Linked DNA regions of Homo sapiens: region 1 is linked to region 2. A link is an interaction called in ENCODE POLR2A ChIA-PET data of the cell type or tissue named here. Cell type or tissue: K562. All regions are shown on one strand. Links, peaks and the distances in the headings refer to the core of each region. The heading gives the core; the rest is flanking DNA. Region 1 has its middle 18 kb from the start of GSN. Region 2 overlaps GGTA1 (glycoprotein alpha-galactosyltransferase 1 (inactive)).

What was found. Peaks named below come from ENCODE experiments on the same cell type or tissue, not always from the same donor. Only the 100,000 strongest peaks of a DNase experiment are listed, where the experiment ranks them.
Region 1: POLR2A ChIA-PET joins it to region 2 with 6 read pairs; 2 of 35 experiments call an interaction of 5 or more read pairs at or near these places.

The regions. Positions count from the first base shown.
Region 1 is chr9:121,246,731-121,253,144 of GRCh38, reverse strand. It overlaps a transcript of GSN not described here. Among named protein-coding and RNA genes, the nearest start is that of GSN, 18 kb to the left of the region's middle. RefSeq lists an enhancer at 3,276-3,325. In K562, for the core only: no CTCF peak of the experiment used is centred there; a DNase peak (open chromatin) is centred at 3,364.
Region 2 is chr9:121,468,685-121,475,098 of GRCh38, reverse strand. All of the region lies in intron 1 of GGTA1 (glycoprotein alpha-galactosyltransferase 1 (inactive)), which reads left to right. Among named protein-coding and RNA genes, the nearest start is that of GGTA1, 28 kb to the left of the region's middle. RefSeq lists an enhancer at 2,214-2,776. In K562, for the core only: no CTCF peak of the experiment used is centred there; no DNase peak of the experiment used is centred there; H3K27me3 peaks cover 1,377 bases.

The DNA of each region.
Region 1 (6,414 bases), core at 1,079-5,078, 220 kb after region 2:
TAGAGCCCTCATGAATGGGATTAGTGCCCTTATAAGAAGAGGCTAAAGACCCAGCTAGCTCTCTTCCCACCACGTGAGGCACAATGGAAGCTGGTAGTCTGCAACCCAGAAGAGGGCTCTCACCAGAGCCCAACTATGCTGGCACCCTGATCTTAGACTTCCAGCCTCTAGAACTGTGAGAAATAAATGTCTTTTGTTTATAAGCCATCCAGTTCATGGTATTTTCCTATAGTCCCCCCAGACTGACTAAGACAAGCTACTTTCCACCTCCAGGGTAAATTCTGAATTTCTTACCCTGGTGTATCAGTCAGGAAAAGTTAGGTTATATTATAGTAACAAATTGCCCCCCCGAAATCCTAGTGTCTTAATACAGCAAAAGTTTATTTCTTGCTCATGACACATATCCAATGCATGTGCTCCACATAATCACTCATGGACCCCAGACTGATGCAGAGGCCACCATATTGAAGTTGCACTTGGAAGACGTGGCTGCCTTGTTCATTACAGTGAGGCAGGAAAGCTAAGGGAGAGCTCACACTCACTCTTTTATGCTTTAGCCCAGAACTAACATGTGTGGCTTTTGCCTATAGCCCATTGGTGAAACTAGTCATGTGGTTCCTCCAACTGCCAAAAGACTAGGAAATGTGGAAAGTAGGTAGATAGATACTTGGTGAACAGTAAATGTCTCCGTCATATGTAGCATTCAAGATCTTTTGAAATCTGCCTCCTGGAGCCCCTCCAGCTTCATTTCCTGCCACTGTCCACCTTCCCAAACTCATAATCCACCACTGGCCACAGGAGTCTTCTCCCAACTCCCCAAGCGTGTCCTTGAACCATCACTCCCCCATATCTTAGCTCACGCTGGTTTCTGAACATATAATGCCCTTTTTCTACCTACTCCAACTGTCAAAATTCTACTTCTCCTTTTAAGCCCAGCTCAAATGCTACCTTCCCCATTTCTTATCCCTGGGGTAAAATGAATTGACCCTTCCTGGTTTGGCCACATCTCTTTTTATATACCCCCATCAACACTTAAGTTCTATGGGACTGACTTCCTGGCATTTTTTTTTTACAGTGCCTGGTACATAGTGGGCACTGAATAAGCATTTGTTGAATAAATGCTTCTAATTTTTCAAATTATACTTGAATTGTTTGTATGTCTTTTGTTTGTTTGTTTGTTTTGGAGACAGAGTTTTGCTCTTGTCGCCCAGGCTGGAGTGCAATGGCATGATCTCGGCTCACTGCAACCTCTGCCTCCCGGGTTCAAGTGATTCTCCTGCCTCAGCCTCCTGAGTAGCTGGGATTACAGGTGTCTGCCACCACACCCGGCTAATTTTTTTGTATTTTTAATAGAGACAGGGTTTCACCACATTGGCCAGGCTGGTCTGGAACTCCTGACCTCAGGTGATCTTCCTGCCTCAGCCTCCCAAAGTGCTGGGATTACAGGTGTGAGCCATCGCGCCTGGCCATTTGTATGTCTTTCTCCACACCCATTCACCTACCCTCAACACCTCCATTGTCCATTACCTACCAGCATCAGCACATTTTTCAATGTTTAGAGGTGATATAACAATATTATTTCTTATATTTAATTTAGAATGATGATTTTAAAAATAATTGCAAATGAGTTGTTTAAAAATGAACATCAGGCTGGGCACGGTAGCTCACGCCTATAATCCTAGCACTTTGGGAGGCCGAGTTGGGTGGATCACTTGAGGCCAGGAGTTCGAAACCAGCCTGGCCAACATGGTGAAACTCTGTCTCAACTAAAAATAAAAAAAATTAAAAATTAAAAATTAGCCAAGTATGGTGACAGGTGCCTATAATCTCAGCTAATTGGGAGGCTGAGGCAGGAGAACCACTTGAACCCGGGAGACGGAGGTTGCAGTGAACTGAGATCATGCCACTGCACTTCAGCCTGGGTGAAGAGTGAGAATCCATCTCAAAAAAAAAAAAAGAACACATCAGCTGTAGGTATGTTATACTTCAGTTCAAAAATTTACTTAAAAAAACAAACAGGGTCGGGTGCAGTGGCTCATGCCTGTAATCTCAGTATGCTGGGATGCCGCGGCAGGAGGATAGCTAGAGCTCAGGAGTTTAAGACCAGTCTGGACAATGTGGCGAAACCCCAACTCTACAAAAAAAAATACAAAAAATTAGTCAGGCATGGTGGCAAGTGCCTGTAGTCCCAGCTACTTGGGAGGCTAAGGTAGGAGCCAGACCTGTCTCAAAGCACACACACACACACACACACACACACACACACACACACCCCAAGCAGGCATGATAAGCAAAAAAGGGAAGGATTGGAGGGGCATGGTGGCTCACACCTGTAACCCCAGCATTTTGGGAGGCCGAGGCAGGTGAATCATGAGGTCGGGAGTTCGAGACCAGCCTGGCCAACATGGTGAAACCCCATCTCTACTAAAAATACAAAAAATAAGCCAGGCGTGGTGGCACATGCCTGTAGTCTCAGCTACTTGGGAGCCTAAGGTAGGAGGATGGCTTGAGCCTGGGAAGTAGAGGTTGCAGTGAGCCAAGATCACACAGCTGCACTACAGCCTGAGTGACAGAGCCAGACCCTATCTCAAAGCACACACACACACACCAAACAGGTGTGATAAGCCAAAAAGGGAAAGATCGGCTGGGCGCCGTGGCTCACGCCTGTAATCTCAGAATTTGGGAGGCCAAGGCGGGCAAATCACAAGGTCAGGAGTTCGAAACCAGCCTGGCCAACATGGTGAAACCCCGTCTCTACTAAAAATACAAAAAATTAGCTGGGTGTAGTGGCAGGCACCTGTAATCCCAGTTACTCAGGAGGCTGAGGCAGGAGATTCACTTGAACCCAGGAGGCGGAGGTTGCAGTGAGCCAAGATTGTGCCACTGCACTCCGGCCTGGGCGACAGAGTGAGACTCCATCTCAAAAAAAAAAAAAAAAAAAAGAGAAGGATCTAGAGAGTAAATTGCACAAAGGCAAAGGTACTTCCAGAAGATATAGTCATTGGTGTGTGAGTTTTGTAACAGCATCTGTAGACAAATGTATGAAAGTACGACCAGAGCTAGCTCAAGCAACAGGGAGCCAAAGGCTAGACTTACATCCCGGCTTCAGGATAAGGTAGCATCATCTCCAAGTTCTATGGGAACCACACAGCCCTCTTTCTTCTCTCATCTGTTTCTCCCTGAGCATAGACGTCATTATTCTCACTCACTAAAAAACCAGCTTTTTTACTTCTCAAGAAACAGCCACTTGAATCATCAGCCAAAGCCACCTAGTTTCCATTTCTTTCAAGAAAGCAGCAGCCATTTTCTTTCCCTAATTTCAAGAACACAGAGAAGGACTCTGATTGGCCCAGCTTGCTCACGTGCCCACCTGGTCCAATCACTGGTGACCAGGGCAGAAAGTCCCCAGGTATACATGTGGCTATTTCTCACCATGACCTTGTTTATTGAGGAATCAGACACCAGAAAACAGGAAGTGGAAAAAAATATTGCTGCCCAAACCAGAAAGGAGAACCAGTCTTGAGAAAGTCGTATCAGAGAGAAAGAATAGATAAATAGAAATATATCCTCTGAAAGGAAGGGATGATAAGGACATGTTATTTGGGAAGGAATTAAGTGGCATGAACCACTTCATGGTTACTTTCTTGCATCTTATTTATTTATTTATTGAGACAGGGTCTCAGGCTGTCGCCCAGGCTGGAATGCAGTGGCACGATCATGGCTCACTGCAGCCTCCACCTCCCAGGCTCAGGTGATCCTCCTGCCTCAGCCTCCCAAGTAGCTTGGACCACAGGCACATGCCACCATGCCTGGCTAAATTTTTGTATTTAAAAAAAAATTTTTTTTTTTGTACAGACCAGGTTTCACCATGTTGCTCAGGTTGGTCTCAAACTCCTGGAGTCAGGTGATCCACTCGCCTCACCCTCCCAGAGTGCTGGGATTACAGGTGTGAGCCACCACGCCCAGTCTCTTGCATCTCCTTAGACATCATCCTGCCTGCACCTCTGTTGCCAAGTCCTATCAAGTCTATCTCCTCAATCTTTTGAAATAAGCCCCTCCTCACCATCTCCCATTGCCTCAGCTCCTATGTTATCATCTTACATCTAGATTGTCACAAAAGTCTCCTAACTGGCCTCAGTGCCCCCAATCTCATCTCGTGCTAATCATCCACTACACGATGGCCTCTAAATGATCTTTCTTAAAAACATAACCCTGTCATTTCCCTGCCTAAAAATCTTCAACAGCCCCCATCACCTTCCAGACCTCTTAGCACAGCCTCCAAGGCCTTCCTTGATCTAGCACCAGCCTCACCTACTCGCCTTCTTTCCCAGACACCAGGGCTTCTCCCCTGCCCACCCCACCAATAATCTATGTTTGTGTGTCTTCTAAGGCATTTGCTCTCTCTGTTCCCTCTGCCTAGGATGCCTTTCCCATTTCCATGACCTCTACCTGGTCGTGTTACTTATCCTTCAAGGCCCAGTTCAATGTCCTCCTTGCCTCTGAATGCCTCCATATTGTATCCATTTTTAGCTTTGGATACACCTGTTCCCCTGCTGTGTTCTTTCAGAGCAGTAACCAGATCTCATGTATTTTCAAACCCCCAGTTTCAAGCCTAGGTCTTGACCCATAGTAAGACTCAATAAATTTATGGAAGGAAGGAGGGACGAGATGGGGAAGGGAGAGGAGGAGAGAAAAAGGAAAGAAGGAAGGCAAGAGAAGGGAAGTGAAGGAAGGGAAGGGAAGAAGGGAGAAGGAGGAAGATGAAAGAGAGGGAGGGAGGATTAAGGAAAGAGACAAGGGCTTGGGTGTGGTGGTGCACACCTGTAATCCCAGCTACTCAGGAGGCTGAGGCAGGAGAATCACTTGAACCTGGGAGGCAGAGGTTGCAGTGAGCCGAGATTGCATCATTGCACTCCAGCCTGGGCAACAGAGTGAGACTCTGACCCCCCTGCTAAAAAAAAAGAGTCAAGGGCTTGAAGTTATAACAATTGTTTTCTTCTTTATGTATCACTGGCTAATGGGGATACTTTACAGCACTTCTCTGAGACTCAGTCTCCTCCTTTATAAAATAACATCTGTCCTATCTAACTCCCTTTGTTGGGATCAAATAAAGGAGAGAATGTGGAAGCACCTTATTCATTTCTATGCAAATACATAGCATAGCATATACATACTCTCCTAATGAACTGAAGACTGCCCCTCTTCATGGATGGCCTTCATTGGTGAGACTCCCTTGCAGTGGCGGGGTGTGGTGGGCACTGGGGGTGGTGGGGTGGGGGGGTGAGGTTGCTTTACCTGGGCTTTATCAGTGACCCATTACCAGAATCTCGTGAGTCAAGTAGGGCTAACATTGGGGTTCATTAGGATCCCAGTGTAACAACTAAGTCAATTTGATTATTTGATTTGGTGATTTGATTATTCTATTTTGGATGCTTTTTGTACTTATTTTAAATCTTGGATGCTCTTTTCCTCCTGATTCAAATGAATGCTACAGAATACCCACAGCTATTGCCTAGATTAGTGATTTAAACTCAAATAAAACATTTTCTACTCACTTCTCTCTCAAGCTTCTGGATCAGTTTAATTGAAAAGTAGCTTAAAAGCCAGACTGACGTTGCAATGGAAGATGAAGAAAAACGATTTCAGTTTGCAACTACTTATGGGTGTGAGTCAGGATGTTCTCAATACTATGTCACTAGAATGGAAGGTGGAAGTCAGAGGCTGCACAGTTGGAAGGCTACAGTTGTTGCGTTGTATTTTTAAGCCTGATGGTGTAAGAATTGGAACAATGTGGGACAAATGCCAGACAGCAGTGTGGCGGGGGCTCCCTTGCGTGGGAGTAGATGGGCCCTTGAGCACTGATATAGCCTTTCTTTCCCTGAGCACCAAGGCCTGAGCACCTCTGGTCTGGCTGGTTCCTGACTATCCATGGGCTGCAATGACCACTGAACTTGAGCAAGCCCCTGTGAGCACCCTGGGGCAGCCGGGAACCGAGTCTTCCTTGCCCCTGCTGGCTGACTTTCCGCAGTCAACCAAAATTCAACCTGCCCAAGGCATCATTCTCAGCAATTTTTGCACCCATTCATGATCTCATGATCTGGCCTGACTCAACTATATAGATGCCTATTGCTCTGTCTGCCTCCCACTTCCCACCTACACGTCTCTGGGAATTGCTCTTCTGCCTACAGGAACACCACAGGAACCACAGGAGCAGCCATATCACACACGCCTTAAACTCTGGCCATGACTCACTTAGGAGTGGGCCCTCCCCACTGGACGGGACAATCTCAGCTTCCGGACCAATCAAGCTCTTCTTCCAGAAGTTTTGGAACTGGGTCTGGAGAAAAAAACCTGTCTCTATCTGAATGGCTGAACTTGGACTTGTGCAAGTTTTCCATGATGTGGGCTGGAAAA
Region 2 (6,414 bases), core at 1,649-5,648:
TCATCCTGTGACTTAGAATGCCTTAACCATCTGGGAATGCAGCCCAGTGGGTCTCAGCCTTATTTTACCCAGCTCCCATTCAAGATGGAGTTGCTGTGGTTCAAACGGCTCTGACACTTGGGATGCTCCTACTGGGAGCCAGGGCCTGTGCCAGTCTGGACCCATCACAATAGCCTGAAAGTGATTAAGGCTCAAGCGGAGGACGGGTGGGCTCTAGGGGCCTGATGTAGGAATCTCAGGCTGGGAGGAGAATTCTTTAGCCTGCGGAGAAGGCTTGGTTTCTCCTGCCACCACTTTCACCCTGCCGGATTCCTGCTCTCTGAGATAATGGCTTTTCCATGGCATCTGAGTGCATGGCATTCAGCTGAGAGGTTCACCTTTTCCCCTGGCACGAGATGGAGAAGATAGGATCTGCTAGAATTCCTTTCAGAGTGGAATTCTGTTTGGAACGAATTACCTTGACTTCGCCCTGTTGGGGTGGAACTGTGAGATTCTCAGAGGGTGTGTGTGTTGTTCTGTGTGAGAAGGATTGGAGGTGGGTGGTAGGGAAGAATTCACTTATAGGCCATATGGAAAAGTCTGTCTGACACTACAAGGAAACAGAAGCGGAAAAGGAGGAGGGTGAGGGTAGAGTGAGGAAGGTGGAGAAATGACAGGCTGTACAATGTGACCCTGCCTTGCAAAATGCCTCTATATTTTTAGCATAATCTGCACACGTTCCAGGAATGGGGGTGAGAGTGCTTGCATTTGGGAAGCAGTGCAGGCGCTGAGTTCTGGTTAACTGAGTTCTACAAATGGTCTGGGGCCATAGGATGGATTCAGAGAGAAAGTATAAGAGTATTAAGGCAGAGGGTCTGAGAGATGGCAGGAGGGCTCTGGACCATTGCAGGCTGTGCAACTGGGGCTGGCCAAGTTCACCCAGTCCTCTGAGGGGTGGGACCCAGGGGACATCAGGGTTCCACTCTCCCACTTAAGACAGGGTGTTAATACTTGGAAGGTCCTAATTCTGTGCTCCACCCCTTGAAAGGAGAATTTTAGAACTTTCTTTTCTTTTCTTTCTTTCTTTCCTTTCTTTTCTTTCTTTCCTTGTTTCTTTCTTTCTTTCTTTTCTCTCTCTCTCTCTCTCCCTCCCTCCCTCCCTCTCTCTCTCTCTCTCTCCTTCTCTCTTTCTCTCTTTCTTTCTTGCAGGATCTCACTCTGTCGCCCAGGCTGCAGTGCAGTGGCTTGATCACGGCTCACTGCAGCCTGGACCTTCCCAAGCTCTAGTGATCCTCCTACCTCAGCTTCCCCAATAGCTGGGACTACAGGTATGCACCATCACACCCAGCTACTTTTTGTAGAGAGGGGGTTTCCCCATGTTGCCCAGGCTGGTCTCGAACTCCTGGGCTCAAGCAATCTGCCCATCTTGGCCTCCCAAAGTGCTGGGATTACAAGCATGAGCTACTGTGCCTGGCCCAAACCCATGTTTCTTACTGGTGGGTAGGACAGTGAACCACCAGTCTTCAGAATTACACAGTTGAAAATTCAGAGAGACAAACACACAAGGGAAGAACTTTTAGACCACAATGGCTGCCAAATGCCTCATTTTTTTGTCCAGAGAGAAAAATAAAAATGTTTTAAAAGACCCATTGGCCACCCTGCCAACCTTTCCTCCCTGGAGGCTTGGATTCCAGATTCCAGGAAGCATGTCACCGCCTATTTGTAGTGCTTTGCTGAAGGATGCAAAATTGGCTCGTTCGGACGGCTTCCAATTCTAAGTCTTTTTTTTTTTTTTTTTTTGAGATGGAGTCTTGCTCTGTCACCTAGGCCGGAGTGCAGTGGCATGATCTTTGCTCACTGCAGCCTCTGCCTCCCGGGTTCAAGTGATTCTCCTGCCTCAGCCTCCCAAGTAGCCGGTATTACAGGCATGTGCCGCAACACCCAGCTAATTTTTGTATTTTTAGTAGAGAAGGGGTTTTGCCATGTTGGCCAGGCTGGTCTCGAACTCCTGACCTCAAGTGATCCGCCCACCTCAGCCTCCCAAAGTGCTGAGATTACAGGTTTGCACCCGGTCATCCAATTGTAAGTCTTAAACAAGAGTAACGATTGACCACAGCAAAAAAGCAGGCAGATTCAAGCCATAGATAAGCTCCAGAAAGAAGTGGGCTTCAAGAGTTGCTTCTGATGCTAATTTTTGGAATAAAAAAAAATCATAAACATCTCTGTATTTGGAGCGGGGATTTGGAGGTATGTCTGATTCGGGCTATCCCTGATGTAAGCGCCAATGTTTCCAACCGTGAGAGTTTTCACCTTTCTCTGCCTAACGTTCCTTACAATTTGCATTTGATCCTCAGCAGGTGGGGTTGGCAAGGCTTGGGACACACAGCCAGCCTCTCTGTTGCCTCCTCGGCACACATAGGGGGTTGTAGCAGCGCCTGAGGCTTGATCAAAGAGAATCAAAGTCACATCCCACTTCTGAGGCATCCTTAATCAGGCTATGACACAGAACAGATGGGTAAACCTTTAGAGTCCTTCATTTGCATTTATTTGCACTTCATTGTATAACATGTTCTTATTCCAAATCCCTCCTTTCTTTCCTTCAAATCTGTTTTGAGCACTTGCTAAATACCAGGCACTGTGCTATCTCATTGCATCCTCCCAACAGCCTGTTTTATGGCTATCAGTAATAAGAACTAGTGGACTTTTTTTTTTCTTCTGCATTTATACGATGCCAGGCACAGTGCTAAATATTTTATGGGCAACATTATCTCTTGTAATCATCACTATTAATTTAATGTGATCCAGTAGAGGTCCACAATCCCTTATCTGAAACCCTGGGGCCAGATGTGTTGGAATTCAGAATTTTTTGGACATGGATTATGTATCATATATAACATTCCTGGTGCAGCAGCACCACATAATAAAATACATCAATATTTATGCATAGAAATGTTTAAACAGCCTCACTCAGTGGGATAAAGATTATAAATGGCCTCATGTCAGTTAGGGCCTTGATGCCAATTGAATTACAAAAAGGTGTTGGGTTTTCAGAGCTTTCTGGAGTTGTTGATGAGGGCCACTGCTCAGGGTTACCCAGCTTCATTTGTCAAAGTTGAGACTCACATCCCCACATCACTCCAAAGCCTGTGGCTACCACCATCCCCACTTCTCTGGAAGTGAGGACATCGGCACAGAGAGGTGGCCACAGCCTTAGGTTTTTGCACCCGAAACTAAGACTTTTCCAGCACTCAATGCTGGTGCTTCGGATGCAGACTCTAGTGACTTTTCTCAGCAGTGGGGGATGAGTTGCCTGCAGCCATCTGCCTTTTCTGACTTTGCCACGGGTCTGGGGCTGTATGTGCTGGCTCATATGGTACTTAGAGGGAAGAGGCCTGAGACTATCTTTACCCAGCAAACTCGTCATCTCAGGGTCTGTGGAATACTGCCCATCACAGTTGTGTGGAAAGCTGGAAGTTGGGTTATAACATTGAATTCAGCCCAGCTTTTTTGTTTCCAAACAGAGCTCACTTTCTGAAGATCCCACTCTTTCTCTTCTTTAACTGGATTTCATAATAAAGGGTTTGTAAGATATGAGATCTGAGTCTGGAATCATCTAAGAAATCTCTTTGAAAAGAATTGGAAAATGACCTGTGTCCAGAGAACAAATTTAAGTATCATTCTTATTTGATTTCATTCACTCAGCAAACATTAATGGAGTGCCTCGTGTACTCTATGTGAGGCACTGGGGATTCAGGGTTGAATAAAACACACCTCCTGCACTCAGGAAGCTCACAGACTAACTGATACCGGAGGCAGAGCCACCTCCAAAAACAACATGTACAGCAACGTGAATAGACAGGGGGAGCCCAAGAAGAGAAGGGGGACTCAGCTGCTGGGTGGGCAGGGGTGGGATGTGGTTTCACAAAGCAATGACATTTGGTGTGTGGCTGGCCACTGTCTCCTCTTAGCTTCCAGAGGTCCACAGTCTTGGTTTTCTTCCTCCCTCCCGGGTTTCTTCTCAATCCTACTTCAAAATGTTGACATTTTCAGGCTTCAGCCCAGGGCCGGCTTCTTTCCTTTTCCTCTCTCTACATTCTCTCACAAGGTAACCTTGTAACCGCCCAAGGGGTTCACCTTGCCCGCTGCCTAGACAGAGCTGATTTATCAAGACAGGGGAATTGCAAAGGAGAAAAGAGTAATTCACACAGAGCCCGCTATGCGGGAGACTGAAGTTTTATTATTACTCAAATCAGTCTCCCTGAAAATCTTATGACCTCCAGAATAATGGCTGGTAATATTTAGAATTCCAGCCCCTCTCATTCTAACTTGGTGGCTGGTGGCCTTCATTCATTTTACAAGAACAGTTTAGCTTTTGGGAAGGGCTATTATTTAAACTATAAACTAAATTCCTTCCCAAGGCTAATTAAGCCTACGCCCAGGAATGGATGACAGGTTAGAGGTTAGGAGCAAGATGGAATTGGTTAGGTCTGATGTCTTTCACTGTCATAATTTATTTAGTTATAATTTTGCAAAGACAGTTACAGCCTCATTCATTTCCTTCACATTAACTACCTTCCATATGTGAACAACTCTTCCAACTGCATGTCTAGCCCATATCTCTGTTGAACTTCAGACTTGAATGTCTGTTTGCCTCTTGTCATCTCCATTTAGGAGTGTGTAGACACCTCAAAATTAACATATTCAAGTGGGAACTCATGATTCTTACCCCTCAAACCAATTCCTCTTCCATCCAACACATCTCAGAAAATGCTACAATTGTCCACCTGACTGCTTAGACAGAAACCTTGTTTCTTTCTTCTCCCTTGTCCCTGACACCTACATGACCAGCCAAATCCTATCAATTCTCTTGCCAAGGTATATTTTGATTAATCTACCACTTTCCATCTCTCTACCTACTTTTTAACACAGGCCACTGTTATGTATTCTTTTATGTGATGGTCAGTCCAGTGTGATCACAAGAGGAGACACAGGAAAAGCTCAGGAAAAAACAATGTTTATTATGCTCACGGGTCCCAAAGACAGGAGGCATAGCACACCATATGGGACCACATGGGACCACATGGGAAAGACACAAGGGTGGTCAGGAGACAGAAGACAGGCAGCAAGGGGAAGACTGAGGCCAGAGCCCTTATTGAGGTTTCCATGGGAAAGACAGTGCAGGGTGAACAGTTTAGGATGGACTAGTTTGAGTAATTTCAGAGGGCTTTAGGCTGTAGGGATGGCCCCTAGTTGTCCCGTACCTGGCCCTGATGGGATGCTTAAGGCCAAGTCATATTGCCTCCTGGGGTGTGCAGGGCAGGTGAAGATCTACAGCTCAGGATTGGTTCATTTGTATATCAAAGGCATGCTTCTAGCTGAGCCCTGGCTATCTCTAAGAACTGGCTAGTCATAGAAGAGGACATTATCTCCTCAGCCAGAGAGGTTTTTGAAGATGTGAAAACATCATAACATATAGCCAAGAAAAAAACATGTATGCAATACAGCCACCCCTTCGTTTTGGCCATCAGAGTAGTCTGCCACCTCATTCTCCACGCTGCTGTCAGCTCTGATCTACCCTCCACACCCCAGCACACAGGCAGGCATCTCTGCATGAAGTTAAATCTGGTTATTCTCTGGCTTCCAAGGTGCTTGTGGCTCCCTTTCCTCCCTCCCATGCCTTTCATCGTCTATTTGCCCTGTCCGCCATCCTGTTGCCAACTAGCACCCCTCCTTGGATCCAGCCATGCTGAGGTGACAGTATTTTTCTTCTTTAATGCTGTCTGTTTAAATACAAGAAGTTTTTTCACCTGTCAGCCTGTTACATATGCTGCTCCCAAAATAGTCTCATTCCTTCTTATGGTGCTTTTCATCCTTTTCCATCCCTCTTTATCCCTTGGGACTCGACTTTACTTTTACCTACACAGTGAGCCTTCCCTGATCACCCACATTAAAGTACTTCCTGGCCTGTTATTCTTCACACAGCACCCCTGCTTTTTTAAGCAGTTTCACGCAGCGATCAGGGAATATCTATGCACCTGCTGTGTACCATTTTTTTTGCTTGCCTGTGAGTGTGATGAGGCTACGCTGGGGGTAGCTGGGAAGTGGATGGGGCCTAGCTTGTAAACCCAGGGTCATTTTCTCCTCTGAGCAAGGGAATGTGTTATCACTATACCAAGGGCATGGAGGTTGGGGATGGGGTGGCTCCTCACAGTCACGAGATAAAAGGTGGGGCGATCAGACTTGGGAGGCAACTGGAGTCCCTGGGAACCATGTACAGCTACTTCCATTGTCTCCTACATCCATGGCAGATAGGGATACCTCCCCTCTGAGCCCCAGTGTGGCCTTAGCACCCTTGCCAATGGAGGCAGCCTCCTCTATTAACCAAATTGGCATGATCTGCCACTGCAGGTCTATGCAATTTAAGGTAGAACAGAC